4 separate regions of the Mus musculus genome follow, and all the other regions are linked to region 4. Evidence: chromatin loops called from intact Hi-C (ENCODE). Cell type or tissue: heart. All regions are shown on one strand.

Region 1 (8,000 bases), 290 kb before region 4:
ACTGTGTCTGCACCACGCTCCTTTCTATCTTCCTCCCTACCACCGTTCTTTCCCTTCCTCAGACCCCACTTTTTTCCATTTGTATCCGTCCTCCCCAATCCCACTTGAGTCTCCAACTACTTGGGACCTTGTTCCCCAGGTTCTGGGATCAGCTTTGGGCATCCTGGCCCACCGGGACCCCCTGGCCTGCCAGGAACATCCTACGAGGAGCTACTGACCATGCTCCGAGGTAAGGCCAAGCAGGAACATCCATCAAATGGTTTGGGATGGAAACTGAAACCTTGGCTCAGGCTGTGACTGACAACTTACTGCCCACTGATGTCCCAGGGTCTGACTACAGAAACATCATTGGACCTCCAGGGCCCCCAGGGCCACCCGGGATGCCAGGCAATGCATGGTCCAGCATCAGTGTGGAGGACCTCTCATCATACTTGCACAGTAGGACACTAGAGAGCATAAGAGACAGGCTGAGGACTGCAGCCTGACTTTGAGGGCATCCCCAGCCCTCTCTAGGGCTGCCATGGAGAACTGATTCAATGTGCTGTTCCCCAGTGGAGCATGCACCAGGAGGGCCCTGGGGCCCTGGACAGGGTCACACGGCTGTGAGGAGCCATGAGCCTTGGTAGGGGAAGAAATGGGAAGAAACTAAGCTCCAAACTGTAGCCTTTGCAGAGCTCATGAGCCATGTGATCAGTCACTTAACAAGGACATAATGTAATACCTTGTATTACATTCTAATGCCTGGTGATGAAGGTCTAGAAGGACATAGGATATGTATGGGGTGAAGGGGAGAAGGGTCCCTTGAAAGCGGCCATTCCTAGATATCGCCTGAAAGGGACAACCTAGGCCTTGCCCACTCTCCTCTACTCCACACACACACACACACACATACCCATCTCTTGCACCCAATCCATGGGGGGTGAGGGGGCCCGCAGTAGGTCAAGGCCAGGCTGAGAATCTAGCCTTTTCTGTCCAGGATCCTGACCTTCCTCTTTCCCTCCCCTCTCACACAGCCGCTGGTTTGTCCTCCATCCCAGGCCCTCCAGGCCCACCAGGGCCCCCAGGTCCTCGAGGGCCCCCAGGTGTCTCAGCAGCTCTGTCCACCTATGCAGCTGAGAACAGCGACAACTTCCGCAGCGAGCTGATTAGCTACCTCACAAGTAGGTACCTTGATGTTGGTCTCCTGTGCCCTCCCCCTAGACCTTCACAACTCTTCTGCAGGAGCCACAGGATGGTCAGCAGTCTAGATAAACCACTCTCTGCTCACCAGCATCCTGTACATGTACAAGGGCCTCAAAGGTCACTCTAAGGGGTGTTAAAACTCCAGAGACCCCCCTAGCTCCCAACTCTTTTGTCCACCACAGTCTGCCGGTAATGCATCTTCCTCCCCTACAGGTCCTGATGTTCGCAGCTTCATCGTTGGCCCTCCAGGCCCTCCGGGGCCACAGGGACCACCTGGAGATGGTCACTTAAGGGAGAACTACAACTGGAGCAGCAACTCCTCAGCCAGAAGGGGCACTTCCTACAGCTCTTCCACGGGCACAGGGGGAACCAACGGAGGCTCCCTGGGTGAAGGTGGAGCCTATGGTGCAGGAGATGGGGGCCCCTATGGTACCGACATCGGCCCAGGCGGAGGCTATGGGGCAGCTGCAGGTGGTGGTATATATGGCACCAATGGTGACTCGTTCCGGGATGGCTTCACTGGAGACCTAGATTACAACAAGCTGGCAGTGCGGGTGTCGGAGAGCATGCAGCGTAAGTTGGAACCTGTGGCCCTCAGAGGGGGAAGGAGCATGTGTGGACCTCAGCATTTAGGCTTTGCAGGCCTAAAACTGGCCCTCGTTTTTTTATGTACTTGGACTGTGTAGATAGCAGCTCTGGAATCAGATGGGTGGGGATTGAAAAAGAGAAGACCCCACTCTCTCAGTGCAAGGGACCCCAGTGCTGACACTGAGCAGTGCAGAGCAGGGCACACAGCAAAGGGCTTGGTACTTTGCTCGGAACAAGTCTGACGGGAGCGGCTTTCTGACAGGGCTTCGTGGCAGTTGTTAGCCAGGAGGCCCTTTCTCACTTTAGCTACCCGAGGACTGTCACAACAGGTCAGCCCAGTCTGCTGGACAGCAAAGGAAGCTGCAGGGCTTTTCCCTCAGGCTGGTTTCATCTAGTTTAGCTGCTCTGAGTGAGGCAGTCCGAGGACACTGCCCTTCAGCAGCGAAGTGGTATGCTGCTTCCTACACCAGCACCCTGGTATTCTGCAGGTCAGGGTCTGCTACAAGGGATGGCCTACACTGTCCAGGGCCCACCTGGGCCCCAAGGCCCTCCTGGCATCAGCAGGGTCTTCTCAGCCTACAGCAACGTGACACAAGACCTCATGGACTTCTTCCAAAGTAAGCACAGCTCCATGGCTTGCCCAGCACTGGCCTGCTGCTTAGTCTTTCGTGGGGCCTGGCATACAAACACCAACGTAATGATCTTCTCCCCGTAGCTGAGATGCCAAAACTCAAGCCTACTTCTGGTTCCTTGTATAAGTCCTGATGCCACCACTCTCTGTGTTGCTTTGAGTAAATGCTTGACCTCCCAAGCCTCAGGCAAGCTCTGGTCTAAGGCTAGACTCTTTCCTTCCTTGCAGCCTACGGCACTATCCCGGGACCACCTGGGCAGAAGGGAGATGTGGGAACCCCAGGCCCCAAAGGTAAGTGACAGCAGGGACCCCAGGGTCAGCTGTTTATGCCTTAGTGCCATACTGTGCCACGCCTTCGGCTCTGTACTCATACTCTGGTGTCAATGCCCTCTCTGTCCTTCTAGGTGACAGGGGCCCTGCTGGACCACGAGGTCCTCCAGGGCCACCCGGCCCCAGAGGGAACAAAGGAGAGAAAGGAGACAAAGGTAAGCAGTGGTGTGTGACTGCTGGGGTTCTGGGATCCAGCAGAGAAGAGGGCATTTGGTTCTGGGCTAGCCTGAGAAAAATCAAGCAAAAACCAATGCAGAAAATGGTGTCGCACAGCTGGGGAAAGGGAAGACCAGAGCTGCCGCAGAGTGAGGAAGAACCTGGTAACAAAGTAGGGAGATGACTTGGAAGGGAAAAAATAGCTTTACAAAGGATTAATCTTCCAGGCTACCTTATAGCAATCACTGTTGGTATCGCTGGTCCTCCCTAAGGTCATAGGCCACAAGGCATTTAACCCCTGCTCATCTTTGGACTTTCAGGTGACCAAGTCTATACTGGGAGAAGGAAGAGAAGTATTGCCATCAAGCCGTAAGCTGCACTTGGCAGAGCCACCAAGTATCTGGGACCGGTTCTTGGGCGCCTATGTCCAAGGGTCCCCGTCCTCCTGAGACCAAATCACCCAGCGACACTTGTTTTAGTCTGAACCAAATATATACATACAGAAAATTCAAAGACACACAATCTGAAACAGCTCCATTGGTTGGGTGGGCCTTTCGGAATAGCTGCAATGTTTAATATGAGACTTGACCTCTCTGCTACATAGATCTGAGCTCCCCGGCTTCTTTAGCATTTAGCCCAGCCTCTGCCAGGCCTCGGAAGCCAGTTACATAACTGTTGGCTGGGGATCTTGGAGCTTTGCCTAAAAAGTGAGCCCAGAAAATGGAAAATGGGAATGGGGACCTTTGTAGATGACGTGTGATGGGTTATGTTACGAAGGCTGCTGTCAGCTCCTCCTCCTCTCTTCACTCTGCATTCTCCAGTCACAGAGGTGACTCTTGCAACTGAAAACACTCAAAGTTCACTTCCTCAGAGGAGGTGACATGGTTACCTTCAGTTACCATGGTGCAGATGCCAATCACCTTCCCACTGGCTTACAAAGCTTGACTGGTCGTAGCTATGGCCTGTGTCCACAGGTACAGGCCAGAAGTACAACTATGACACCACACTAGACCCAGACAGGACAAGAGGGGCAGTGGGCAAGGAAGGGAGAAAAGAGAGGACACAGAACTCCTGATGCTGAGGAAGCATGGCTTCCACACACCATCCTGCACTTAGGAAATGGCATAAAAGACTGGGCACAGTTGGTTTTTATTTAAGCACTTTCCACTGTCTAAAAACATTTGTATGTAACCTGTAAGATGAAAAATCATTTCAACTGTAAAATTTTCAATTAAAGTTTTTTTTTCTTTTTTAATGTATGTTTAATCATGTGAGAAAGTTAGTTTAAAAAAAGGATCCGGGTTACATAGGTCTGATTGCAACACTGTTTGTCACAAATGGAAGAGGTGATTGGTGGTAGTTTAGACCTGGCTTCCAGCAATGGATCACTGAGATCTCTAAAGGCAGAGTTTTAAAAGCTACCACTTCAATCTGGACACACCAGACAAAGCACTTTTGTTTTCTCTAAGTTCCTTGAAAGCTAAACACATAGACAACAAATTAGAAGCTTCTTTGCAATTAATGTATGACTGGAAGCCAAGTATAGAGATGAAGATGTCTTGATTATCATTAATGATTAATCAGGCCTAGGAAATGTTCCCTCGTTACTAGACTTTACAAAGTCATCATCTAAAAATCTTCATAGAATCGTACACCCAGAAGAAATGGGAGGAAAGTCTAAGTGTGCTACCTCCTCCAGAAAACACACACACACACACACACACACACACACACACACACACAAAAGATACCAGCCATGAGCCATGTCTTCAGCTGGAGAGCAGTGGATGTGAGCTTCTTTGTTTCACTCGAGAGCGAAAAGGGATCAGGATGAGCTCAACAGCACACAATGCTCTGAGATTAGAAAATGACATCAGTAGCTCCCTTCGACCAAGCTGCACCCAGGCCAAGCAAGGCAGCCGCCAGCGTCTACTGAGTGGAGGGGGTTTTATCATATGATTTTTCATCAATTTGAAACAAATAATCTATCCCAGGGAGAAAAGAAGGAAATAAAAGCACACACACACACATGGCCACATAGACACTTTAAACATCTCCCAAAGGAGGAAGGTACATATTGGAAGGTACTTACCTGCAAGGTAAAAGTTACATTTGTCAGTAATGAGAGGGAGGGGGGAGGGGGAAGGGGAGGGAGAGGGAGAGACAGAGACAGACAGACAAACAGACAGACAGACAGACACGTAGATAGCTAGGATCAATGATAAACATAGAAGGTCAGAAGACTGGGAAGGTGAAAAGTTTAAAATATAACTAGAACCAAAAGCTGCAAAGTGTCTCAGGCAGGACAACCTCATTTTTAAGATTTTAAATTAAAAAGAAAATTCCCCAAAATAGATTAAGAAATAGCTTTATTGTTTGACAATCCCATGATTGAAAAGGCATATTTCTGATCCCAAATAGACAAGAAGCATAATGTGAAGCAAAATTCTCTTTGAAAACTTAGCTTGTGAACTTATTACACTGAAAAGAATCACATTTTTAAGCTGCAGCCAACATTTGAAACTGGTAAGACTCTACTCCAAGCTCTGTAGCAGAAATTTTAAAGCGTTATTAAAACCATGTCAGCCGAAGAACAGTTCGGCAGAGACATCAACTGTTGCCTCTGACTGAAGAGAAACATGAAAATCACCACCCCGCATCCTACACAATCACCACGCAGAGAGGACCAGAAGGCTCTCGGAGAGCTGATGCTCTCGTCTTCCACTGCAGTTCTAGATGTTTCATTCTGCAATGTTTCTAGCTATTAATATGGCCGAATTTGGCTTCTTAGAAGAGTCTTTGTCATTTAATAAGCACAGTGTAGAATGGGGGAAAGTATGAGGGTAGGAGGGACCTGGAAGAGTACAAAAGACAATCACTTCTGAGACTTGCTGATGCTCGAGAGATCAGAGAGCCCCCATGGGCCTCACGTGCCTGAGAAAACACTGGAGAGGTAGCTCTGGTTCTGCCCCCTGCTTAGGTACAACTTGCCATGTCCTGTCAGGTGAGATGCTTCCAAGATTCTCAGCATCCTAAAAACACTCCAAATGTCCTCCTCACACACAGGAAAGGTAAGAAAGAGCTTACTATGACTCCACCTAAAACAGCTAATTCAGCGACCCACAGCCTGAGCCTCAACAGGGTTAGGGGGGAAGCCCTGTTACTAGGGCTCTAGGAGCTGGACCTGCAGAGGCGAGGAGGAGGTGTGGCGCATCCACAGCATGCAGGGAATGGGGAGGTGACTGCTGACAAACTCCTTTATGCGCTGCATGGCACATTCTGCCACAGCAACTGAGTGACCTAATCAGGAATGGACTGACTGTATGAATGGATGCCTTTGCCCCTCAGCCCCTCCCCACCTATACTTCATGCAGGAAAGAACAGTCACTATTATCTACTTGGTTTAAGGCCTGAGGAGTAGGCAGGTTTGTTTAGAAACAGCACGTTCTGTTACAAAACACTTCCTATCATAACCTGAAGTGCTGAGATGGGTGTGCTCCAGTAACAGTCCCTGCACACACAGGAAGGCAGCCATGCTCGGAAGAAAACTCCAAGCAGGAGCAGGAAATCTAGAGGGCAGGCTTCAGGGAGACACCCTTTTCCTCCCTCCCAGACACAATGCTCTAAATGTCAAGGAACTGGAAGGGCAGATCATGTCTAAATTACCTGAATGAAACTGAAAAGAAAATCCACTGACTGAAGAATTAATTTGTAAAAACTCAAAGGAGAAAGTGGTATGAGAGCCTTCCTCCCCTCTCCCTCTTCAAATAAGTCATTAAATACACTAGGTAACATAATACCATCTTTTATCATAACAATATAAACAATTTCATCATCATCCTGAATATTACTTTATAAAGATATATATTTAAAGGCTTTCAAACAGTTTTCAACCCAGCATCTGAAAATAAAGCATTATGAATTCTGTATATAGTAACACATTCATGTGATAAGTGTATGAATTTACAACCATACATTATATATGTATATATTTATATATATTTATATAAAAAACAAAGTTGGCTAAAAGTTAAGGCTACCTACAAGGTTGTCCAGAAAAATTATGCTTGCCAAAATAATTATAAAATTAAAATTACACATGCATTTTTAAACCATCTAACCAGATAGAGCTCAGCATCCAAAGTTTCAAACAAACGGCCAGAAAGCTCTACAGACATCTACGGTTCTTACATGAACTCCTGCTCCCACATTACACTACTTTTCACCAACCTCAAAATATAACTAAATACTGGTAACAATTTGGTACCCAGCACTCTTAGAAGAGAACAGGTTGCCAATGGCAGGCAGTGAGCATCATTTACAAATGTGCTGTTTCTAACACTGTTGACCTGACATGTGGCTGAGATTCTGAACTTCAAAAGGAACTAAGAGTGAACATTTCATCAAAATCACATGTACCAGTAACCACATGATAGAGACTTCAGGCTTTTCCTACCCAAAGTAATTAATTTAAACATGGAATAAAATAAAACCAAAATGCACTTGAATAACCTCATTGGAAACAACCCAGTGTCACCTTGGGTGTGTGTCTGATATGAAAGAAAATCCATTGTGGACAAACACTGCTGAGACTAGCTTCAGAACTGTAGCCGTGACTGCAGCTCAGGGCTGAGCTCTCGGTGATGGCAGAACTCCCTGAGCTGTGGGCATCTCTCAGAGAGTAAAGGGGCTCACCAACTCACATGTTAAAGCCAGTTCTCCCATCTTCCCAGGCTTTGTACACCATCTGTTTTAGGATGTAATTTTCTACGGAATGGTAATATAAGCAAGTTTTTAAAACAGTGATGTCAGTGAGAAGGGGACTTTGTTCCTCATGACCAAAAGGAAAGCCCCATTTTACATATGTTTAAAATTTAGTGTTTTAGGCACTATCTTAATAAAATTAGCACCTTAATAATTAGCTCCTACCCACACAGGCTAATGTTTGCGACAAATTATTGAAATAACTTTTCTCTTTTAAAAGATTTTGATCCTGTTTAGTGATAAAAATATATCTATGTACTGAATCAATAACGTATTCTCTAACTCATGGCTTTTTAAAAGTAAGAGTTGGTTTACCAAAAGAAAATTATCCCAATTCTATAGCAGAGTC
Region 2 (8,000 bases), 270 kb before region 4:
ATTGAATTTATGCTTTAAAAAAAAGTAAGTCTGGATCTATGCCCCTTTGGCAATAACAGAAGATGGTGTTTAATGCAAATGATACACAAATAAAAACTGTGGGTTTACATTTTAGGACTGAAACAATACTTAATCCATAATCCCATTCTCATGCATCCAGGAAACAATCAAGTCCCAACTCTATTTCAGAACTATTCTTTGGTTCTTAGACAGAGTAGGACAAGAACTGGATCACTACCAGCCTGATCATTAAGGCACACAGGCTGGCAAAGCTCCTCCAAGTGTTGGCCGATGGCACTGCCTCTGGAGTTGGTCATTTCAGGCTGTTGTGAGAGTGTCATGTGGAGTTGCAAATGTTACCGCCATTATGTATGTTTTATTATAAATCTAAACACACAATAGCAGAAAGACAGGTGAGTGAACTGTGTCTATAAAACACAGTTAGCTACTCGACCATAGCAACCTACGTAACTATCACAGCCTAAAAGCGTCTATTTATGTAATCATCTAGATTAAAGTCTCTGGGTTTTATTGAAGAATTCTAAGATCTGCATGCCACCTATTAAGCAGTTAAAACAAACAACAAATCGACTCAAGCTCCCTCTTCTCCTAAAGCAATTATTTGCATTAAAATACTGTTTCTTTCAACCTCGATGCAAATGTCTACATGCAAACCTGTTCAGTAAACCTTTGACCTGAAGGTACAGTAAGGAGTTTCTATTGGTTAAGATGCTATCATTGGGTTGCATAATAGATGTTTAAAAGATCTGCATCAACAGCTTAACTAGTGTTTATGTCAACTTTACATTTAGACTCAGAAGTCAGATATCAAACCATAGACCCATGCAATAAACATGTGAAAACAAAAAGGTGAGCACAGGCCATGCTACCAAGTGCACGTCAGCTGAGAGCAAAGGACACGCTCTAAGTACATGTCAGCTTCTCTATGCAGTTTGTAGCCATGCTGCTGTACTCAAGATCTGGATTCCACAAGGTGGGAGCTCAGTTCAAAAAGAACTGTCTTGAGGTACTTAGTACAGTGCTAGGTACAGGTTGACTCAGTACATGCCAGGTACAATCAATCAAAGCGCACCAACCTATTGGTCCCAAGTGCCAATAAGCTTGAATCATTAGTCCTTTATGACAGTGCCACATTAAAAAGAATATTTTTAGGTTTATTTACTTTACATGTGTGTGTGTGTTGCCTGTGAGTACACACATGCAGTGCGCATGCTCGATACCCATGGAGGTAGAGAGACCTTTGGATCCTCTAGGACTGGAGCTACAGAGGATTGTGAGCTGCCCTTTGGAGACTCGGCAACAGAGCCCGGAGGCTCTGAAAGAGCCGCAAGTGCTCTTAACTAGTAAGCCATCTCCCCAGCCCAAGTGGCAAACTTCTGAAGGCTCAAAACCAACCACAGGAAAACCAAAGCTGGAACCAAAGGGCTCAGAAACTAAGAAGGACTCCGAAATGAAGAGCAATGGTTAAGATGGCCATCCAGAGGGGGCGGAACAGGTCATGTGCTGTGCTGCCTCAGAAGACAAAATAAGGACCAACAAGTCCAAGTCAAGGTAGACAGGGCTAAAGTGCGGTGTGGGCGTGCTTCCTGACCGGAGGTAGCAAGCAATCAGGTTGACTCACAGCTGACTGAGCAAGCAGACAATACAGATCAGACACTAGGCAAATATTTTACATTTTTAAGAGCTAAACATTACTTGAAAAAGACCCTTAGACAGAAATTAATATACTTCTTTACTTCAAATAAGTGTATTCAAATTTAGTATTATTGCCCATTCATTAAACTTATCAACTTCAAAATACATTTGTAGGGCAATTTGTAACTAGAAATTGCTCTTAGGAACAGGAACTAAGAGAAATTTCCCATTCTAAAACGTCTGCCTTTAAAACGCCTTTATGAGCTTAATCAGTAGAAGCCACAAGAACCAAAAACAAAAGAACCCAAACTTAGAAAGCCAAAGTCACTTCTAACAATGGCCTAATAAACTATAAAGTCAATGGCCTTTAAAAGTACAAGCTCAAGTTCCGATAAGTAATTTTATGTCAGTTAACCAATTGTAAGCATTAAAACTACAGCTTTGCATCTAAAAACTATCAGAAAAAGATTATGACAAATTAAACTATTTGTATGAAATTTAATCACTTACTCAACAAATTTACTCAGAAATGGTAATGATCAGAAAAGAAATTATAAATCATAATTTCTTGCTTTAAAAAGTATCTGCCAATTTCTTTTTGAAATCTAATTTGAGAATGAGGAAAACAGAAACGGCTGAAATCAAGCTGTATTCTACCTGCTCCAGTTGTACATACCAAACATCGCAAACAAGAATTAACATGTTATATTAGCTAGCCTTTCCTAGGGCAACTGTGAGAAAGAATACAGTTTGGAATTTCAGACTTAATTTCAAACTATAGTAATAATAACAGTTTTACAATATTTATTATCATCGAGAATTTGAATGAATGGAGACAAGTTACACACGAGTAAAATCACTACTTTTACCATGGCTTTTCTGACCATATCCATAATTAGGACATCTAAATTATATACATAATCAAAGTGTCACTTCACACAAGGATAGAACTCTCATCACAGCATTCAATTTCTCACATGTGCAAAGTTGATAAAATTATACCAGGAAGACACTTTCCTTTTCTTAAAAGCCACGACAATTTCTGTGGTGGGAAGGCAGAAAAACAGCCCTCCACTGCAGGCGCTCTGTGTCCAGCTCTGCTGCTGCTGTCACAGACCGTTTGTCTGCAGCAGATCACTAGTCTGTGCCCACATTCTGCATCTGGATAAAGGACACGAGGACCAGATGGGAACTCTCAGCATCACTGTTAACACAGAGTTTGTGCCAGACTACCATTACTGTTATTCCTGGCATCCACTCTTAGTGGTCTACATTTCAGTCAATGAAGTTAACAATGAAAGGCACATGTGAGTCAAAGAAAGCACAAAAAGAGAAGGCACCTCCCACAGCACGCGGACTTACATCCTGCATTTGGGCGTTGAACACTGCACAAGATGACAACTGAAAAGACTGAATCATGACCTGAGCAACACCCTGTGGATCAGAATACAATGCACCTCCCAGGTGAGAATACAGGTATCTAAATGGCTTTGTGTAAACGGACAGAATGTACAAATGTTGAGCTTTAGGCCTAGGCCAAATCAATTAACAGAGGGACCTACTACCCACCTATAGGATAAAAGATGAGAACTACATCAGTAGTTTCCAAACTCTAATGTGCTACTCATTTGTAAATCAGTAGATTTCCTTTTTAAAAGCTCGTCCACATAGATGACTGACTGAAAGACAGAAAGATAGATGATAGAGATAGATACATAATTAATAGATAGACGATAGCTAGGAGAGATAATAGATAAATGATAGATATGTAGACGGATGGTAGGTAGGTAGGTAGGTAGGTAGATAGATGCTTATAAATCAGGTTAAAGTGGTGTTCTTAGGCTTACAAGCCACTTGAGTGGGTACAGCACCTGCTGAGGCTCCATATGACAACTCTTAAAAAATGTTATCCTCTTAAAAAAAACACAAATTAAAGAAATAGGAAAGAAACAAAGGGAGGGAAGGAGAGAGGAAGAGAGAAGAAAAGGGGGAGAAGAAGGGTGTGACAAGGAAAAGAAAAAAATCCTTCTCTTTAGTCCACAGGGAAGCGGCCCTTACCTTTGAGAAAACGTTCCTATGAGAAGTGAAAAACCTGGGGTCTGGGTGTCAAATATGGACCAGCTCTGTGGCTGTACAGCCATGATTTAACAACTCTAAAAGTCTAAAACAGACTGCAAAATTACCAGGTTTTAATACATTTATCAAAGAAATAAATACATTTGAAATGCTACATTCTAAACCCTTAAATTTACAGAAAGAATATACCAACTACTTTATCTTTCATGAGAAAATATAAACCTGCTCCCTAAATTACATGAAGTCATTAAAAAGGTAAGCTAAAATTAAAATATAGGATTACTCAATTCACTCAACAATAAATTCTCAACTCTTACCATTGATAGAACTAAAACCATCTTTTTGTCCTTTTTAAAGCAAAACTATATTGCTCTTATTTATCTAGCTTGAAATCTAAACTAACCAGAAGTATATGTGTAGCCAGCAAGGACTTCCTTTTCACTTTGTTTACAAAAAACACCCAGTAATAAACACAAAAGCAGATGGCTAAGCACGTGGCAAGCCTGTGTGCTATGTGGCGATCCACTGTATAAACCTGGAGCTGAGGTTGTCTGCACAGGAATCCTGGTTTTACCACTTGCCAGACATGTCAGTGTGTGACGGGTCATCCCACCTCCCAGGGCTTCTTCCTCACCTCTAAGACAGAGTGATGCTCACGTGAGACTGCAGCATCAGAAAAGTGTTAGGTACATGGCAAACCCTATGTCTGTCACCATTTCCTTCAATTAGTCATCCCGCTCCAGGACAAGAACAAGTGCCTCAATGGCTTATAGCTAGAAAAACAGTAGTTATATTCACCTGAGTTTATTAAAATTGTAAATTCTACAATCATAGTTCCCCTTTTTCCCACAGAATTAAAATATTATCAGCTCTGAAATGACAATAGGCAAACAGTAGTTTTAAAATATCTTTACTGCAAATGCACGTGCATACACACACACACACACACACACACACACACACACACACACACGTCACTCACACTTTAGTACCAGTCTATGACATGGTTCCTAATGGATTTTTGATACTTATGTATTTCTTTCTAGGATCCTACAAAGTCCAAAAATTTAAAAATCATTTGTTATCACATAAAACCACATTAAGACAATAATATATTGAGGTAACATGGAAATTTTGTTAAAACATTTATTTGGTTAATTCATCCATCTTGTAAAAAGAAAAAATATGCTGTTTACGTAACTGTTAGATTCTAAACCAAAAATAAATATACTAAAAATGTTTTTAAAGTTGATTATGTTGTTGATCTTTTAAAAAGCAACAATGTTTGATCTACCATTTAATAATAAAATTTACCATTTTTATTCTAAATGGTTTTCAAATAGTCATTCTTTTTCTTTTCTTTTTATTTTAAAAAAGATTTATTTATTTTATGTTTGTAAGTACACTGCAGCTATACAGATGATTGTGAGCCTTCATGTGGTTGTTGGGAATTGAATTTTAGGACCTCTGCTCGCTCTGGTAGGCCCTGCTTGCTCTGGTCAACTCTGCTCCGGCCCAAAGATTTATTATTATTCATAAGTACGATGTAGCTGACTTCAGAAGTCGTCAGAAGAGGGCGTCAGATCTCATTACGGGTGGTTGTGAGCCACTATGTGGTTGCTGGGAATTGAACTCAGGACCTTCAGAAAACCGGTCAGTGCTCTTGCCTGACCGCTGAGCCATCTCGCCTTCCCAGTCATTCTTTTTCTAAGCACAGGGTTATATATTACCCTCCACTTCTCTCCTAAAGGTCTTCTAGCAAGCACTGCAACCACTACTTAGACCCAAGCGCTTCCATCATGATAAAATCAGCAAACAGTAGGCATTACCCTAAGGCATTCATTTCTTTTATGTAATCAACTTTCTAAACATTTCAGTTATTCATATTAGCAATTTAAAGGTCACCAAGTATAAATTCAACATACTTAAGAAAAAAAAAAAAAGATGCTGGGTATCAACAGACGGGGGAAAGCTCAACACTAAATGGTGATTACAGCTAAAATCTCCTCTTTCACCCATGGTTTGCTAAGGCAGGAAGGAGAAAGGCTGCTCTCTGGTTGAGTGGCCTGCAGCTGCTGCTGTTACCTGAGCGTGCTGGCTCTGCGCAAGCTCCTCTTTCCTGCGCTTCGTGAGCTCCCTCCTCAGCTCTCTGGGGGCTTTCTCCACTTCATTCATAACCTACAGTACACAAGCACGCGGGCGGTGGGGAATGACACTTCCTCCACAGAAAGCGTGTGCGTGTGAGCAGAAAGCTACAGATCAAGACTAAAGCTGTTAAAAAGATTCCTTTCACCATGCATCAGCAGAAGCATTAGTTGGTGGGAAAGAGCAAAACTACAGAGCATGCTTAATCTCGGTGCAGAAAGAGGCAGGACAGCACACTTGCTTGACTGTGCCCTCGTGTATTCACCAGAGAAGCAGCGCTCACAGCACTATGGCTGAGAGGACAGCGATAGACTCAGAAATTACAGACGTACCTATCCAGATGTTTAGGACTAAGCACATGGAAAGCTAATGTCATTTATAAAGTGCAAACTTTACCACTGACTTGACAATACCAAAGGTAGAGTTCTAAATGATCCACTTCATGACAACAGGGTAGGAAAGGGAAGGGAAGAAGCAAGTGGGACTTCAAATCAATGGACATTAAGATTTTTCCATAAAATATACCATTTCATACATGGTATGACACAATGCATATAGCTGACTACTTTTTGTAGGATTAGATAACATTCTCTTTGGTGAAAACTGAAGCCAAGCTGGTCAGCTTTAAAAGCAGTAACAAGGAATCTTAAAGTTTAGTAAGCTATGATTTGTTACACTAAACCAAATATATTTTAAAATGAAGCATTTTTTTAATTCCTTCTTTTTTTCAAAAGCCTAAATGTGAATTTCACCCACCAAAAGCTCTATAGTCCAGCTCTGAAAAACAAGCATGTGTTTACAAGTCAAAGCACCAAAAGAGCCCAGATTCCAAATCACCACATGCCACTGGCAAAGAAAGAGACTGATTTTGATTTAACAGTATCCATAAAGTTCCCAACAGTAATTCTTCATGAAACCAAATCACCAATCAAAGCAAAAGACTCCCAAATTGCAAGAAGTTTAGCAATAAGGTAAAAATACACAATAAGATTATTCAGTATAAACACAACACCATCTCATAACTAGTGAACATCCAAAAATCAAAATAATAACAGTAACTACAGACGTATTCATCTAGAATTAAATCCTTTAATGTGATACAAAGATTAGCCTCTCAACAAATAACCCAGGATTTTTTTTCAATTAACAAAGATTTTTATCATTGTATATGAAGCAACTCTGTATAAAACATTACAACAATAAAACCAACCTTTTAGAAATGCTAACTACCACAAATAAAGCTGCATGCAACCAACATTTGACCTAAGGAAAGCATCAAGTCCTTGCTTTGCTGTTAATGCTCAGTTCCACCTCACTATATCCTTAAGAGTTAATAACACGCTGTCCAGTTTTCTTCTTAATCAAATGCTAAAGTCAGAGGCTAAAATCTTAGTAACTGGGACATGTAACAGAAGTAAAAATGCATTTCCTAGCTTGGTTATTGTCTTCCAACCCTAATAGAACTGACCATAGTCATTTTCCCCTGGGGTATTTATATCCCCAAAATGGAAATCCTTCACCTGCACTGAAGATGTAAAACAAATCATAAAATTGTTTCTGAAAATTGCTTGCCTGTATTTTATTTTAATCTAGGAACAAATGGACAATACATGGAAAACCTCTTTACTAGCTGATAATAATCAGCTACACAACATGGAAGTAGCTCAGGAAAGTCAAACCATTTTATAATTGCATAATTTTTTCCCAAAGGTATAATAAGAGATGCTATTTTGAATATCAAGCTATTCAGTTTTTGCTTGGCAAAAATGTCTTTAAAAAAAATCAATAAACCTAATGGAGAAAAATTCAAATGTCGAGTAAATTGTACATGATAATTCTGACTGCTACTAATAAATACCAGAGGTTAAGTTCTCTTGAAAACGTATTTCTGAAGAAGGCCCTAAATATTGCATTACTAAGAGGGGATGGCAGAATGCAATACAGCTTGGTCTGTATTTGAAGACTTAGTTCAAAGTTAAGTGAGACAGGCACTGAAACCTCTTTTATTCCCGTTTTCTTGGCAGCAAAATGAAGGTAATATCTGACTTCACTAACTGCCAGCCTATCATTGTTTGGAAGACAGAACAAAGGAACAAATAAATGAGCAGTGTTCTGTCCCCCAT
Region 3 (8,000 bases), 370 kb before region 4:
AATTAACTAGTTCCTGTCTAACTTTAAAGGCCAGTAACAGGTATAAAGGGCAGTACAAGCTCTGGACAAACCTTAACCTTAGAAAAGTGTTATTAAATTCACATGTTAGATGTAAGAACAAGCTGAGGCTCTCAGTACACCTTTTATATAACTATACTTTTTAAGATACGACGTTGTGTTGTGCCTTTCTAATGTCTCCATGTACCGCAAACTTCTTAAAGGTAAAAATATTCAAGTTTAAAGTATTTTCAACATTTTATTCAGTTACATTTAGAAAAGTCCTAAAAATTCAAAATCACATATAAGACATGCTATTCTGTCACTTACTCCAGTTTTGGGATAAAATGAGGTGTTACCTGGGTAAGAACTACAAAGATAATAAATGTCTCCTTCTAGACATCCATGTTCTATTTTACTCAACGTGTGTAAGCTGAAACCTAAAATCTGTTTTCCCAAATAAAATGCCTGACATTTATGCAGGATCGTTACTGAAAGTACAGCACCTTGCATTCTGTGGTCCACTTTTAGTTCTAACACCATCGTGCTCTGTCCCCCTGCATCTTCATGGAACACCTCTCACTTCTCATCTTGCTACTGGCTAGAAATTAAGGCCAAAACGCTCCACCTGTGCATTAAACAAAACCCTAAGCTTTTAAGTTTTACCTCGTGTTGAAGGGGTTCCTCAGCCTCACTCTGAACCAACTACTTCTATTTCAGTCAAAGCTCTTGTAACCCGGGTTTCTGGTTATCTGGCTGATTGTTTATCAAACTAAAATGTATCTCCAATTTAGAAACTACCGCAGTTTATGTAAAAATGATGTAACGGTTCTAAGATTCTTCTCACCTTTATTCTATACATCTTGACTAACTTTAACCTCCGAAGAAGGTCTTCCTTCTCTTCAACCTGCCTAATCAATCTTATTTTTTCTTGTTTTAATTTTTCTCTAATGATCGCATTCTCAGACTCCTTTGGGAGGGCATTAGATGACCCAGTATCCGACGACTTAGATTCACACGTGTTTTTCTCCTCTGAGCTCTTTTCTCCAGGCTCACTGTCTTTGTTTTTCAAGCTTTCTTGGGCCTTTGAACAATTTTCTTCCTTTGAAGATTCTCCTGGTTCTGAAAGGGTCTCATTATTTTCGTCATTCTCTACCTTCATACGCTTCACCACACTACAAAATGAATGAGATGAAGATCTTGCTTTCTTTAACCTTTCTTTAGGTGTTCCACTCAGAGGCTGAAAAAGACACAAACATCAAAAATGTTAAGGATACATTCTTGTAGTAAGTCAATCTATTAAAAATAAAGGCTATATGCTTCTACGATAGGTACAATGGATGGCTTTCTGTTTCCACAAATCTCATGCGAGCATCACCAATGTCTCTAATATCCAGAGGCTACCTATAGTCTTACTTTAGCAAGGTTAACTAAAATAGGACTGAGACACTTCGCCTGCCACTGGCAGCTAGTATTTGCCTGATAATACTAGAAATGCTTCAGAACTATAAACTAAGGAGAAGACCTGCTACCAAAGACTTCCCCCTAAGAAATACTGTACAGATTCAAGTTTCCTTGGTTTGGAGCATCGCAGTAACCTCATAAGAAATTAAACAAAATGAACCGATTCAAGAAGAAAATCTTGGCAGTTAGAAAGGTATGAGCTACATATTAATTCACACTCCAGTAGCCTTAAAACTGGCACTATCAGAATACTCTGGAACAGAACAGATGGGGGTGGGGGATAGAGGACAACACAGATATCCATACTTGTTTTCCTGAACTATTCGAATGGGGTGATGGTGGATTCTCCCTGGGCTGAGGAGCGGCAGGTGAAGTCGGGGGTGATGGTGGATTCTCCCTGGGCTGAGGAGCGGCAGGTGAAGTCGGTGGTGATGGTGGATTCTCCCTGGGCTGAGGAGCGGCAGGTGAAGTCGGTGGTGATGGTGGATTCTCCCTGGTCTGAGGAACGGCAGGTGAAGTCGGTGGTGATGGTGGATTCTCACTGGTCTGAGGAGCGGCAGGTGAAGTCGGTGGTGATGGTGGATTCTCACTGGGCTGAGGAGCATCAGGTGAAGTCGATGCTGAATCTGATGAGTTTTCCATCTTGGAAGTGAACTCCTGATTTCCTTATCAAAAAGAAAAGACGCGAATGATAATCAAATTATCTCAAAACAGACCTCAATTTTTCTGAACAAAATTTTCTTCAGTGAACTAAACACCAAAAATAGTCAGCCATTTCTTCCAATTACATGTAGCTATAATTTATTCTAATTCTTCTCATATTTTCCATTTACCTCTCCACATGGGGAAGTAACCAAGTCCTGTTTCTTTCACGACAAATAAACCAGCTAGTATCTCACTGTCTTTCTTTTTTTCCCTTCAAAACACCCCCAAAAATTTGCGTTTCAGGAAGGGGAACTATAACTAGTCAAGAACTTTAATTTTTGTTATAATTTCGTAAATAAAAGCAATACAGCCTGAATCTTGACTCTTAAAAGCTTTGCGCCTAGAACCAAGAACGAGTCCCGAGGTGTCAGAAAGCAGCATCTGCCCCTTTGGGTTTACTATGGTCAAAGACTCCGCCCTCCTCCCCAGCCCCGTCCATCTTCTCCACAAAGCCCCGCCCACTCTCCCTCCCCCTTTCCCCTCCCTCCTCACCACAGAAAGCCCTCCCCCCGTCCCCGCACCCCACTCAGCTCCCCCTTTCCCCACCCCGTCCCCCCACCACAGAAAGCGCGCTCCCCCCAGCTCCCTTCTCTTCAGCAACCCCGTAGCCCTCCTCCTCCACTCCTCCGCCTCCCTCGCCACAGAAAGCCCTCTATCCCACAGAGCAGGAGGCCGAGCTCCCGCGACGCCGGAGAGAGCTTCTCCGTCAGATACCCAGACACCCGCAGGCCTGCCGCTCAGGCCAACCCCAGGGAGAAAGCTCAGTACCTTCCTCAGCCATGCTCACAGCGGCGACACACCGTACACACAGCCAGCGGAGCGCCCGCAGCCCACTGACCTCGCCCCGGGGGCGGAGCCTCACCGGAGAAGAGACGTACGATTGGCTAGCTTGGCCGGAGCAGGCGGATGTGCTCCGTACAGCTCCGACTGCGCGTGCGCGGCGGGCCGCGGGCCTGGGCCACGGGGCGGAGCGGGGCCTGGCGGGAGGCGGGCGCGGCTCGTGATTGGCAGGGCTGGCCGGCGCGCTCCAGGGCTCGGCTACGCGCGCGCGGCCGCCAGCCGTGGGGTGGCGTCCATGGAAAAAACGATGTTAGGCCCTTGGAGGGGCCTGAGGGGGGCGCGCTTCCGCTCGCCACTGCCTTTGGGAGTTGCGGTGCCAGCTGCCTTCCCGAGCAGCTTCCCTGGTGGGGTTGGGGGCGGGGTGGGTATCGTCAGGGTGGCGCGCCCGAGAGCACCGCCCTCTGGCAGCGCTCGCCCCCTGGCAGGCTCGGCTTTCCCCACCGCAAAGGCTTTTCCTCAGACGTGGCAGGGCCGGAAACCGCGGGGCCCGCTCGGCTCCCTGCTGGCTCGGAGTCTATGTGGGTGTCTCTGCATAAACAGTAGAGGGCATCCCCAGCCTGCCTTGCGGACTCGCCCCCTTATTTTGGTCTGTGCCCACCTCTGCTTGGCTTCACATGTTTTGGTCAAATCTGAGAAAAAAATAACCTAAGGAAGTGTATTATGGCGCAGAACAGGAAGCGGGGCGCGGTCGATCCGACAGGTTCGGACTAGAATTCAGATATTTGAGAACTAAACCCCTTGCTTGATCCTGCCCCCCCCCCCCCGAGGCCCCTTGCTAGACCCTGGCTCGACTCCTGGGGGTGCCCCTTGCTAGACTCTGGGGGGCCCCCGGGAGGCCCCTTGCTAGACCCTGGCTCGACTCCCGGGATGCCCCCTTGCTAGGCTCTGGGGGCCCCCAGGAGGCCCCTTGCTAGACTCTGGGAGGCTGCACGGCCTTCTAGTGTTCAGGATGTTCTGTTGCTATGCAACAGCAAAATGAACTAGCTTGGGTGGAGCCGTGGGTGTAGAGAAGTTGAGCTAACTTGTGAGTCACTGGGAAGTTTGTAATAAGGGACAGCTCTCTTTCCGAATATCTGCTAATAGTGGCTTTAAAGTAACCCGAAAGAACTGATTAGACTCCTAGGCGGTCAGTTAATAAATACAGAACCTAAAGGAACTTAATGAGGTGATTAGATCTGCAGATGTTGCAATTGCCTAGATTAGAGTCCTGGCACCACGGTTTCTTCTTTGGTTTGTTTTTGTTTTGTGCAATGGAGTGTAGTGTGGCCGTGGACCTCAGTTCGATGGCTTGGTAAATGAGAACAATATTCACCTCCTAGAGACAGGGAAATTCAATGATAATGTATGAGAGGCAGCTAGAATCATGCAAAACACCAAAGGAACATTTAGTCAAGCATATTCGTCATTCCCTAATTGACTTAAAGCAATGTCTCACAAGCTTTTATCCCTTACCTTTCCCAAAAGCACGGATTTTTAAAAGAGTGCTATGATAGCTAAAAGTCCACACAACTTAAGCCATAAATACCAGAAAACGTCAAGCCTTCACATGTGACCATTAATAAATTAATGTTCCACTCCTAAATGTTTAAGAAACAGCAAGAACAGAATTCATTACTTGGGGACAGGAGGTTGTTTTGTTTGATGGTTTTTTAAGACAGGGTTCCTCTGTAACTCCCCTGGTTGTTCTGGACCTTGCTTTGTAGCCCAGACTGGTCTGGAATTCACAGAAATCCTCCTGCCTCTGTCTCCCGAGTGCTGAGATTAAGGGGAAGGCAGTAGAATGCATGATTTTTATGGTACAAGTGTTACTCACCAACTCACAGATCAGTCTGTGAAATCATTTCTTCTCATTTTTTCCTTCCTATGAGTTCTCTCATTACAAAAAAGGGCAGACTTACCTGCCCTGACACTTGAAGCACAAAGCACACTTCATATTCAGGATGCCTTGAGGCGTAAGGGTGAGTTGTTTTTATAAGTCTAAAATCAGCTGCTCCCAAATTCTTTTGTTATTACAGCCTAATCTTAGAGCTATGCTTTTACTGACTACATAAAGGAAAACAACATCTTGCCTTGCAAATGTTCTGACTTGTTTTTATATGAAACTGATGTATTAAAATAAGACTGGCCAAGCTTTCCAAGGACCTCTGAACTAGCTCTCAGGAAAACCTGTTAGCTCGGAAATGTGTGTCTGTTGGCCATTCTCTCTTCTGTGTGCTGTGTCAATGGTCTTCCCATATGTTTGTATTTTACTTCCCATACTCAATTTAATGCAAAAGATCTGGAATATGTATAAATTGCCCCTACACAAATGGAGACACAGCTCTGTGATAGGATGCTTACCTGCCATTCATGAGGCCCTGGGTTCGACCGTTAGCTTTAGGGTGGGCGACGGGGACTAAAAGTAACCATTATAGTTTCCATGTGTCTTTAGAGAAATATTTTCATGTCTTTAGTGACCTGAAATCTATTTGCCTACAAAGAGTTTGGTATTTGTCACAGAGGACATTTTTATTTTCGTATGAAATTTTCAAGTAGTTAAAAGTGCTTCCTTGTGAGCCAGGGAACAAAGACTCCTTACCCTACCACAGAGAACAATGGGAGACTTGTCCTAGGATTCAGGGATAATAGTAATTAATTTCATCCGAAGTCAGACTTTCTCTGTGTTTTTCAGTTTCTTCGATTCCCAAGGCTACCGTTGACTCCATTATTATTCACCAGGGAGTGGTAAAATGTGTCTTCCATTCAAACTGTTGATGGGTGATGACACGGACCTAGGAATCTTTATGAAGGTTTGGTTTATTATTCACTTTTAAGTGTAAGAAAACAATATTATATAGTCTTTCTCCCTCTCCCTCCCCCACGCTCCCTGCCTCTCTCTTTTTCCCTGTGCAACCATAAAGGTATTTTAAGCACAGTTGAAATGTTCAGTCGATTTCTTTTTCTTCTAACCTTGCAGCTTTCGCAGTTTTTATATCCTAGCATGAACTTAGGATAATTTATTTCATAGACTTTTCTATATTGACAGAAACTTTGTCTCATGAAGACATAGCTAGTATCCAAAGGATTTTTTTTCCCCTTAAGATTGTAAACTTATGAGTATAAACCATTTAGGTGAAGAATTAAATAAAACCCACATGATAAAGTTGATTTACAGCACAAAAAGAATTCAGTAGGTGTTCCTAACTATTTACCCGGACATTTTCTTACTGTATGCAAATGGAAAAACACCTTCAAAAGCTCTTGTCTAGGTTTCTCTTGCCAGTGGCATCTTACAGACCTCTGCATGGTACAAAGGTGTTCTATTGCTTGGTCAGTTCCTAGTTTCCTTTCGAGAATAATTGACTCTGTGTTTCTTGTTCTCTCTCTGTTGCCTAATGAATTCTCATGGGGAATTCAAGAATGTGTGATTAACTTACTTCTTCAAAAAGATTTATTTATTTTATGTGTATGAGTAGACTGTAGCTGTCTTCAGACACACCAGAAGAGGGCATCAGATCCCATTACAGATGGTTGTGAGCCACCATGGGGCTGCTGGGAATTGAACTCAGAACCTTCGGAAGAGCAGCCAGTGCTTTTAACCGCTGAGCCATCTCTCCAGGCCCATGATTAATCTACTTTTAGAGATTATCAAATACCACAGGTGACCTCTGTGCTCTCTCCATAAATATATATATATGTGTGTGTGTGTGTGTGTGTATGTATATATATTCAGCTATATCAACCATAAAAGAATTGTATTTTAAACCACAAGACGAAAGACCCTGCGTTATTTTAGGTATCCATAAGATGTTTGCCTCACTAAATAGGATGGGTACCTAGAGTGAGGAGATACCATGATGAGGGCCGAAACCATCAGTGGGACAAAACCTTTCCAGCACCAGACACCTGGGAAAGCTTCTGCTAACTTAGGTGCAGATTAACAAACAAAAACCTAACGAGATCCCTTCACATGAAGTTCCTGCGTTTGCTGCGTTTGCGTCCTACCAGATCTGGAGTTTTGTCAAGTCCATTACAGACGAGAGACACAGAAGTCTGGGACTCACTGCTGTTGCTGGGTATGCTGCTCCCTCAGAGAAAAATGGAGTGATTGGGGTGATGAAGGAGGGGGGGCTGTGTGGGATGAGAAAGGGGTGGTTGGTGGCAGGAGTGTGAGGCTATGAGAGGAGAGAATAAAGGTGTTGCTCACGGCCACTTCTTTCTCAGATTTTTTTTATTCATTCAGAAATGTCATCTGAGGGGGGGAAAAAAACCATCTGGTTAACCTAAATTCACATATTTGACCCAGCATTCTCTATCCTCAAAGCTTGCCAAGGTGTGAGAGAGTGGAACCCAAGCAGCAGCGAGATCTAAAATGTGAAAGAGTGGTCTCTTACCTCCCATTTCCTGTTTCCCCTTCCAACTAAGAAAGTCCCCAATAAATGTCTACCTCAGGACTGAAACAGTAACGAGAGGCAGGGGGAGAAGACAGAACTGGCATGTTTACACATCAAACAGACTCCAAGACTGTGAAATTATCACAGGAGCTGCTCTTTCTCAAGCTTCAGTGTGGTTAAAGATGATTATAAGACCAGTCCTGGTGCTCAAGGGTTTGCAGCTGGAGCTTGGGCAGACTCACCTCTTCATTCATCTTTCTGCTTCCTAGAGTCTACCCACTGCTCTTTCCTGCTCTATGTCCAGGCCCTACAACTTGTCAGTGATGTTGTTAACTCGCTTTCTGGCCCCATTACATTGCTGGTGCTATCACTAACTAAAACACAAGCTTAATGATGGTCCTGGTGGCTCAGAATTGATATGACTTCACTAATTTTTTGATGATACATAAATATTGTTGACACGAAAACATAGTTCTCATGTCACAAGGAATAAGAAGTAATTTGTTTTGGACCCAGATATGAGTGGCAGTTTCCTGGGAACACATATTCAGGTTGCCCCAAATACCATGGTCAGTTCTAACCAGTCAATCTTCTCTGTTGAGTGTCTAATGCAGTTGTAGC
Region 4 (8,000 bases):
AAATTCTTGAAATTTCATGGCGACAGGCAGAGTCCTGCTAAACTAGTTTTTGTTCTTCAGCCTCGGGGCCACTGAGCCCTCTGTTGAGGCCCAGAACAATGTCCCAATGTTCAGAGAGACTCCAAGTGGGTGGTGGTAGGGTCTGTGCAGATCAGAACCATCTTGCCCCAGTCTGCCTCGAAGGCCAGCTTCTTTCTGTCTCGGGGGCCAAAGTGTTGCTGGAAAGTCCCTCTGCCAAACCGGGAAAGCCCTGGCTCCACTACCAACCTCAGCACCCTGGGCACGTACCCTGGCATCCCTATGGTAGCTCTGCTCTTGCGCCACAGGAGCAGGCACACAGGGACAGGCCGTCTCAGGGGTAAGATGGCATACCTGGGAAACAGGAATAAGGCTTTCCCGGGGAAGAAGGAACAGAGCAGGCAAGGTGGGGAAGGGTGAGGTTAGATGCAGAGACTCGCTGTAGCGGGGTCCAGGCTCCTCCCACTTCCTGAGGCCCAGGCTCCTCCCACTTCCTGCCGGGCAGCGGTGGTTGATCCAGGACCAGCTGGTAAAACTAGGAAGTCCCAGGAGGAGATGGACCGATCACCTCATTTCCCCATGTCCTAGGTGGTCTAGGACAGAGGGAACTATCAGCCTGCCTCAGACCCAGCAGGGGGACAGTGTAAGGGCACCTTGGCAATGCGGCCAGGTTTCTGAGAGTTTGAGGTGACTGTTTTTGGGGTCCCCACGTTCTCAAACTCAACTGGCCTGCTTGCAAGGCAGGGCACCAGCTTTACCTGTGACATTTTAGTCAGAATTCAGGATGCATTGTGGCTGGGAGCAGAGCCTTGGTGGCAGTGGCTTTACAACCTGTGTAAGTCGCTCAGCCATCCGTGGGCTGGTTAGAGCAACAGACGCCGTGTGGAGCACGCCTTGGCTGCTTCCCCCGCTCTTCTCACCTCTCCCTGGGACGGAAATGGAAGGTGGGAGAGAGGTCCAGGGAGAGTCCCTCCTGCAGTCTTCCTTTACGCCTAGGTATTTACTGAGCACCTACTATATGCTAGGAACTACACAGGCCAACTCAAGGCTACAACTAGGTTTGAATCTTGCACTGAGTTAATCTTAGTGGTCCAGTCAGAACACACAGCGCTGCTGTGACCTTCAGTGGACCACTTCTCTTCAAACCCCTGATTCTTATTTTGTACCCAGGTTCAAAGGTTCCTCTCCCGATCCCGTACAGATGGGAAACTGGTAATGAGAACGGACCTGGCTCTAGCTGTAGGTTATGTTTGGAGGCGTCTCACAGAGCCCTCCCTCCAGGTTCTTCCCCTAGGTGCTTAGGCAGCCAGCTGGTCTCCGGCTGAGGCACTGGGGTTGAGAGCCAGCCCCACCTTATGCTGGGCTGCGTCCTGGTGAGACCCTCAGCTAGGCAACTCTATTCATCTGTCATCATTCGTCTGGCCAGGGACATGGGCCACCCTGTGCTCCCAGCAACCCATCCGCGGCCACTGGCTAATGCACAGAGAATCTCTTCATAGAATCGGTCTTACCCAGCCCGGCCCAGTGGCTGTGGGTCAGAGAGAGATTGGATGAGGAAGGGCACAGGACTCTGTAAGTGCATTCTGCCCACCTCCACCACAGTCCCTTCTACCTGGGTGCAAAGGTGCCCACGGGAAATGTGTCCGCACCGAGGAACAGAGCCTCTGTGTCCCCGCTACCATGCTGGATAGACCAACAGGAGGGACGAGGATTCAAAAGCCCTTGTCTGGCCTGACCGTCACTCCAGCAAAGGTCAGTGAGGGCTTGGTGCAGGCCGAAAGGCTGTCGTCAGGGCTGACACAGGGTTTCTGGCTCCCTTAAACAAGAGCGTAGGGAAAATATAGGGGTGCCTCTACAGGGTGACCTGGGGTCCTGGTATTTTTCTCACATTGTGCTTTCTGTTCTCCCCTGATCCCCAGCCTTGGGAGGAGTTGGGGTGTGGGTGTCTCTCATTTCCACATACTTCCTGTCTCATGGCTGAGGCCCAGGTACCCTGGGGCATCTCCATCAGGACAGGTAAGCCCCATCTACCCACCCACGCAGGTCTATCCAGCAGGCAGGTGTTCTGCCTCCCCCAGGACGGGTGGCCCCTTTCTCCTCAAAGCCCAAAGGCTCATTCTGACCATAGCTGTCTACTCTTGAGTATAACCCCCCAGTTGGTGACCTCTCAGGGACAGTGCAAATCAGAGCTGAACTTAAAACTGGGCCTTCTCCACTCTGACGCAGGCCTTCTGATGGCACCAGGGAGAAGGCTGTTCATCAGCTGACTATATACTTTGTGAGGCCCAGGGGCCAATGTCCGAGGTACAGCCTCATCCCTGGCAAGGAAACTCAGTCTGAGGGAGGAAGGCACTGCAAGGGAGTGCTCACCCTGTGGGAGGCAGCAGATAGCATCACAGGTGCTGAACCCAGCTCCACCTCCACCTACTTGGTGCTTAATTGTTTAAGGCCCAGGGCTCTTCTAACAATGGCAGCTGCTGATCCAGTGGGGCAGGAGAAGAGATTGTGTAGGCTCAGGGCTTCCCACAGCACCGGGCCAGCCTGGTCAGGTGCTCGGAGGCTCGCATAAAGAGCATAAAGGCCTTCTACCTGAGACCAAGGGATGGTCAGCTACTCAAGTCAGAGAGCAGGTGGGGACACCTACCCGGAGGGAGTCTGCAGCCAACCTCAGGAAAGAGGCTGTCTCTGAAGGAGCCTTAGGAAGTGTTCTGAGAGGAGGTGGGTACAAGGCCATTACTAGCTCCATCGACACTGGCATCAGATATGGGGACAGAATCTGGGTGTCTCTGAGTTCCTCCTGGCTCTGATATCTTGTGGTCCTGTCAGAACTAGGTGCCTATTGCTGTGGTCCAAGTGTGTAACAACTTAGGTATAATGGCTATAAGAGCAGAAAACACAAGCAAGCAAGCAGAGAAACAAACAAACACTACCTCAAAGTGAGGAGCAAGCTTTCTGAAATCCCTAGGATCCTTTGCTATAGTGGTCTGTAAGGCGCTTAAGGTTGGAGTTTGAGCGCCAGTCTAACTTTGAGATCCTTAGAACCAGTGCCTCATTCCAGATCTGTGTGTATCTTTCGCCACCTGGTGGTAAGACTGAGTATTACAGCCACCTGCATTGGTACTGTCTGTCTATTGTTATTCTCCCAGGAAGCTGGTAATCCCTACTTCAGTTGAGGCAAATGGCTGTATCTCCACCCCCTCCCCACCCCCACCCCAAGGTGTATGTCTATAGAGACACCAGGGGTGGTCCTGGAGACTTTCCTCTGGCCTCCAGAGCTCCTGGATAAAACTCTAAGGATGGGCGCCATCTGGTGGGCACAGGAAGCCTGTTCCAAGAAGCACCCAGAAAAATCTAGGCTTCCTCCCACTAACTATAATCAATCCCTCTGGCTCTCTAGCAGGTAGCCAGCTTACTTGTCACTGGGGCAGAGGTAGAGGTGGAGGTGGGGGTGATCAAGAGTGCATACAGCTGACTTTGTGTCCCACCCAGCCTAGAACTGCCACTGACAGGCTGTGAGCCTGAGAGTCTAACTCAGTGCTGAGGCTCAGACGCTCCCCCCCCCCCCCCCCCCCCCGCCAGCTACATCCAGCCTTTCAAATGGTCTCAAGTGTACCACTGATGTGACAACTAGCAGCCCAGTCCCCACTGTGTGGCTATCACTACCAATTTCAGAATATGTTTACCACTCTTCCTGGAAAGTGTATCACCACTGCATTACGGCTGGTTTGCTTGCATGGATGTCTGTGTACCATTGGGCCCAGATTTAGTGACTGAGAGGGCCTTATCAGGCATACCACCGAGACCAGATCACCCCAAGAGCAATATTTACCTTGGCTTACCATCCGTCATACCCAGTTCTTGCAGTTCATTTGGGAGATGACACCGGGCAGGGAGAGAGGGAGGGAGGCAGCCAGTGTTAGTAGTAACAGCTCTGCAGGAGCCAGCAGCTCAAGCTATAGGCGTGCCTGACTCCAGGGATGCCCAGCACCCCTGTCAGCCCACATACAGCCCACTGGCACACAGCAATTGTGGGGAGTCCCAAAGGCCTGAGTGAGTTAGACATGGGTGATGTACACTGTGCTAAGGGTGACTCACTGGGCTTCTCTCATGTCCTATTCCTGGGAAGCCAACCTCCCCAGCTCTAACCCCAGGGCCCTGTCTTCCTTCTCTTCTCTCCCTTCAGTGCCTCATCGTCTGATTTACCCTCCCTCCCCATCTCTTTCACAGCCACCTTGACATCTTCTTTCCGTCTCACAGCCCCAGAGATAAGGAGTGAGCTCTTTTGAACCTGAGACCCAGTAGGTTCTCTGCAGATACAGTACTGAGTGGAGCATCTAGTTGGTGCTACTGTGAACATTGACCCTACCTAGTGGAGACTGGACTGGCACTGCCTCGGGGCACAAGGTCTGTGCTGCCTGGAAGAGGCAGGGATGCTCAGGGGGGCTGCACTGCTGGTGTCTCAGGTACAGTGGCTGAATAGGAAGCAATCTAACAGCTATCCAGTCCAGGAGGGCTCCTGCCATGGGCCTTGGAGAACCCATGGGGCCCATATACAGGAGAGGCTGTGGTGGGGAGCAGCCTCCTGGGGAGTCTCTAGGGAATGGGGTTAGGCATATCTACCACAGGCATGTCACGGTGAGCCAAGCGCTGTCAGAGACGTGGTTTCGAAGCTACATGGCGGGAACACTTGACCAATGTAGGGCTCCTGTCACTGTTGGGATCGGTAATCGGGACAGCAATGAGGGATTCTTCCCGTCTCCCCACCATTGAGAAGGCAGTGTTTAATGGGGGTGGGAAGGGTGGTTCAATAGCAACTGCCACCATTCCTGCCCCTATCTGGGCTCCAGAACCCGAGGGAAGCAAGTCTGTGGGAGACCTAGAGCTGATAAAACCCAGTCTAATCCTGGAAACTGAGGCATAAAGAAGGCAAAGCTAGGCCTGAAAACTAAGTCTTGACACCCCAGTGCTGGACTGGCCTTTGGGGTCCATCAGAGTTACACTTGGACACGCTCAGAAATGTAACACACACACAGTCGGTAGGACATTGGGAAGCCCCCAAGCTGGCGTGGGGAGGCTCTTTGCTGAGTTTCCCCAGCCACAAAGGCCCTTGGCTGGGAGCCGCTGGCCTGCCTGTTGAGCCCACTGTGTGGAATGTGGCAGCCGCCTGCCCCTTTGTGGAGCGGCCTCATTAAGTCCGCCTCTTGGCCTGACACACTGAAGACATCTAGACTTGGCATTCATTCGTTCCCTTTCCCTGGGATCCAGGAGCCCCCAAGGAGGCCTGGCAGCCTCACAGCAGAGGGGATTCCTGGGAAATCTGAAAGCAAAGGGGCAGCCATATCACAGGGGTCTTGGGACCCCCAACTCTGCAACCTAGCAGCCCTCTGACCTCGGCAGAGTGCTTTACCCACAGAGTCCGACTCTCTTCCCATCTGTGCAGAGATGCTCTATCATCTCAGCCTAGCTACATCCCTCCCAGGTCCGTCCTGTCCACAGCCCAACCTCATCTCCCCCTCAGTGCCCACCTTTAGTCCCCTGTCTCAGACGATGCTATCAGTTTGCCTATGGATCTTGGCTCCCCTAAAAAGCCTCCACCACAATAACCATGGGGCCAGTGCAGAGTGGCCAGCAGTGCAAAGGGAGGGGGAGGAAGACTGTGTTGAGGCGAGCCTAGCAGGTAGCTCCGTACTTTATTACGCTCAGAAATATGGGTGCGGGATTATTTACAGGAGCAGGAATGACTCACAGGCAGATGAATCACGAAAGCCCACCCCGGCCTGGGTGACAGCTCACAAAGCTAGGAATCTGATGCACAGCACACACCCTGCAGACAGTTTAACAGGTTGGAGAATGTCCTTTCCAGGTGGCCCACTTGGCTAAAGCCTCTTCCAGACAACTCTCCTGGCCTCTGCTTCTTTCCAGGCTACATGCCCAATCTCTGCTTCTTGTTTACAATTCTGCTTGTGGGAGAATGGCTCTCTCTTTACTGTTTACTCTTAGGGATGGGGGAGGGGCCTAGTGAGTCTGGTCAGTTTCAGGAACTTCCTGAAGCTATTTGAGTTGCTGACTTTCAATCTTAAGGAGCCTTTCTGCAGAACGGAATTGTTCGAGGACAGCCTGGTCTACAAAGTGAGTGCTAGGACAGCCAGGGCTACACAGAGAAACCCTGTCTCAAAAAACAAACAAACAAACAAACAAAAAAAAAAAGGAATAGTTTAATCTAGGAGGAAACTACTTCATAAGCGCTGTAGGGGATATCTGAGGTCAGTAAAGAAATCACTAGCCGTTGTGGTCCCTCCTTTAAGGTAGAGTCTTAAAAAAGTAAAATTCAAATTCTCTAGGCTTTTTTCCTTGGTTTTGTTTTGTTTGTTTTGTTACTGTGAATTGAAGCATGGAAGGACTCACTGTATCATGATTTGTGTGTGTGTGTGTGTGTGTGTGTGTGTGTGTGTGTTTAACTGGTTTTTGTTGTTGTTGTGAGACTGTCTTAATTTTGTAACCTAGGCTGGCCTTCAGTTTGCAGTAATCCTCCTGTCTCTGCTTCCCAAGGCCATGTTAGGAATGCATGTCATGACACACCCAGCTCTGTCACAGGTTTTTGAAGTAGCAGTCACATGTGGGGGTACTTAGTGGCCGTCATAGGTGCTTGGCCACTGTTTTGGATAGTGTCAATAAAGACCACTACCAACTTTCTAGAGAAATCTCCTGGGCAGCTCCAGTTAATGTGCCTCTAGGTGTTGGCGGCAGACTTGGAGCACACTCTGTCCCTCTGTCCCTGGAGGTCGGAAGCTTAAGAGGGTTTTCTGGAAGAGAAGCCTGTGTCAGGCTGAGCCTTGAAGGTGTGACACGCCAGAGAGACGGTTTGTAGGTGTGCATCATATGGTCATAAGCATAGATGGCTCTTAAGTTTGCATCTTGCTTCCTTGTTACTAGCCGTGGGACACCAAGAGAATGTCCTGGCCTCTCTGAGCTGCAGCAATAAAGTGAGACTAAAACGCGTCCTGAAGACACAGTAAAGTAGTTAGCATGGGGCCTGCATGCTTCGTGCTTGTGTCTTTGTGATGTAAGGTCTAAGTCCCCCTGAGAGATGCCTGTGTGACCTCCAGGGTCCTGGCCCTGACAGGGCTGCCCAGGTGGCCTACGTACCTGGGAGACGTTTGGGGACTGCCTACCTCCCACCTTTCGCACGGAGGCTGAGGCGCTGGATCAGGTCAGGGCTGGGAGGTTAGGAGTCTTCATGGGCACTCACGTGGTGGTGGGCCTCTATGTCTGCCCTGCGTACCACATAGACCAGAACATCTGTAGATATGCCTGGGGCAGTTGGTTAGTAGCACCCTCTACCTCCATACTCTGTCACCTAAACAGAGAAACCAGACTGAGTTGAGACCCAGGCACACTGTTTATATCCCTTCCTGCCCCTTCCTGCCCCTTCCTGCCTCTCCCCCTGCCCCTTCCCCTGCCCCTGCGGTCATGCATCCCTGCTTCCCTCCTCCTGTCCCTGCTTTAACTTCCTAAACATTTTTTCCCTTTCAGGCTTTCGGCCCCAGTACCTCCCTCTTCCAAGCAGCCCTCCCTGACTACCCCAGGCCACTCAGACCTCCCTGCCCTGGGGATTCCTATACAGTAGACTCTTGCTAGCGCTTTATGGTACTCAATCACGAGTTGAGTTCTGTTTTCTTTCCTTGGATGTTTGTCTTCACTTATTAACTAGATGGTGCACACTTTAAGGCAGGACAGTGTGTCTTCTGCTGTGCGCCTGCTTCAGGGACGGGAATGAGTCTCTGTTAAGATATGGGTGAAGAGTGGATGAGGGATATGTGACAGGTGAAGGGCAGAAGATGGATAGGTGTTGGTGGGTAGATGGCAGAGAACGTAGTATGGATGGAAATGGAGGGGTGCTGGAGGAGGGGCCTCTTTGACATGCTCTGTGGGGACTTCACAGTTGAACCCCATTGCTATATTTTGTGGCCGAACACTTCTGC

The links. Peaks named below come from ENCODE experiments on the same cell type or tissue, not always from the same donor. Only the 100,000 strongest peaks of a DNase experiment are listed, where the experiment ranks them.
Region 1: a loop joins it to region 4, with 3 times the contacts of the local background. A loop is called at or near these places in 5 of 42 quality-filtered maps.
Region 2: a loop joins it to region 4, with 2.5 times the contacts of the local background. A loop is called at or near these places in 8 of 42 quality-filtered maps.
Region 3: a loop joins it to region 4, with 2.1 times the contacts of the local background. A loop is called at or near these places in 3 of 42 quality-filtered maps.

What each region holds. Positions count from the first base shown.
Region 1 is chr19:47,642,486-47,650,485 of GRCm38, reverse strand. Slk (STE20-like kinase) reads right to left here. Exons shown (of 18, transcript NM_001164639.1): 18 at 5,240-8,000. It overlaps Col17a1 (collagen, type XVII, alpha 1), which reads left to right. Exons shown (of 54, transcript NM_001290825.1): 47 at 140-229; 48 at 328-438; 49 at 1,014-1,160; 50 at 1,396-1,755; 51 at 2,259-2,387; 52 at 2,630-2,692; 53 at 2,806-2,886; 54 at 3,208-4,145. The coding sequence ends at 3,260. Among named protein-coding and RNA genes, the nearest start is that of Gm16068, 39 kb to the right of the region's middle. In heart, no CTCF peak of the experiment used is centred here; a DNase peak (open chromatin) is centred at 4,755; H3K27ac peaks cover 1,009 bases.
Region 2 is chr19:47,625,558-47,633,557 of GRCm38, reverse strand. The region is part of intron 12 of Slk (STE20-like kinase); the gene reads right to left. Among named protein-coding and RNA genes, the nearest start is that of Gm16068, 22 kb to the right of the region's middle. In heart, a CTCF peak has its summit at 286; DNase peaks (open chromatin) are centred at 2,977 and 4,256.
Region 3 is chr19:47,726,756-47,734,755 of GRCm38, reverse strand. It overlaps Sfr1 (SWI5 dependent recombination repair 1), which reads right to left and starts at 3,000. Exons shown (of 4, transcript NM_026377.2): 1 at 2,935-3,000; 2 at 1,768-2,126; 3 at 845-1,237. The coding sequence starts at 2,947. In heart, CTCF peaks have their summits at 2,350 and 3,296; DNase peaks (open chromatin) are centred at 3,135 and 3,975; H3K4me3 peaks cover 2,320 bases; H3K27ac peaks cover 2,636 bases.
Region 4 is chr19:47,351,860-47,359,859 of GRCm38, reverse strand. The region is part of intron 5 of Sh3pxd2a (SH3 and PX domains 2A); the gene reads left to right. Among named protein-coding and RNA genes, the nearest start is that of Gm29834, 69 kb to the right of the region's middle. In heart, a CTCF peak has its summit at 3,138 (motif pointing left); DNase peaks (open chromatin) are centred at 459 and 3,229; H3K4me3 peaks cover 753 bases; H3K27ac peaks cover 1,005 bases.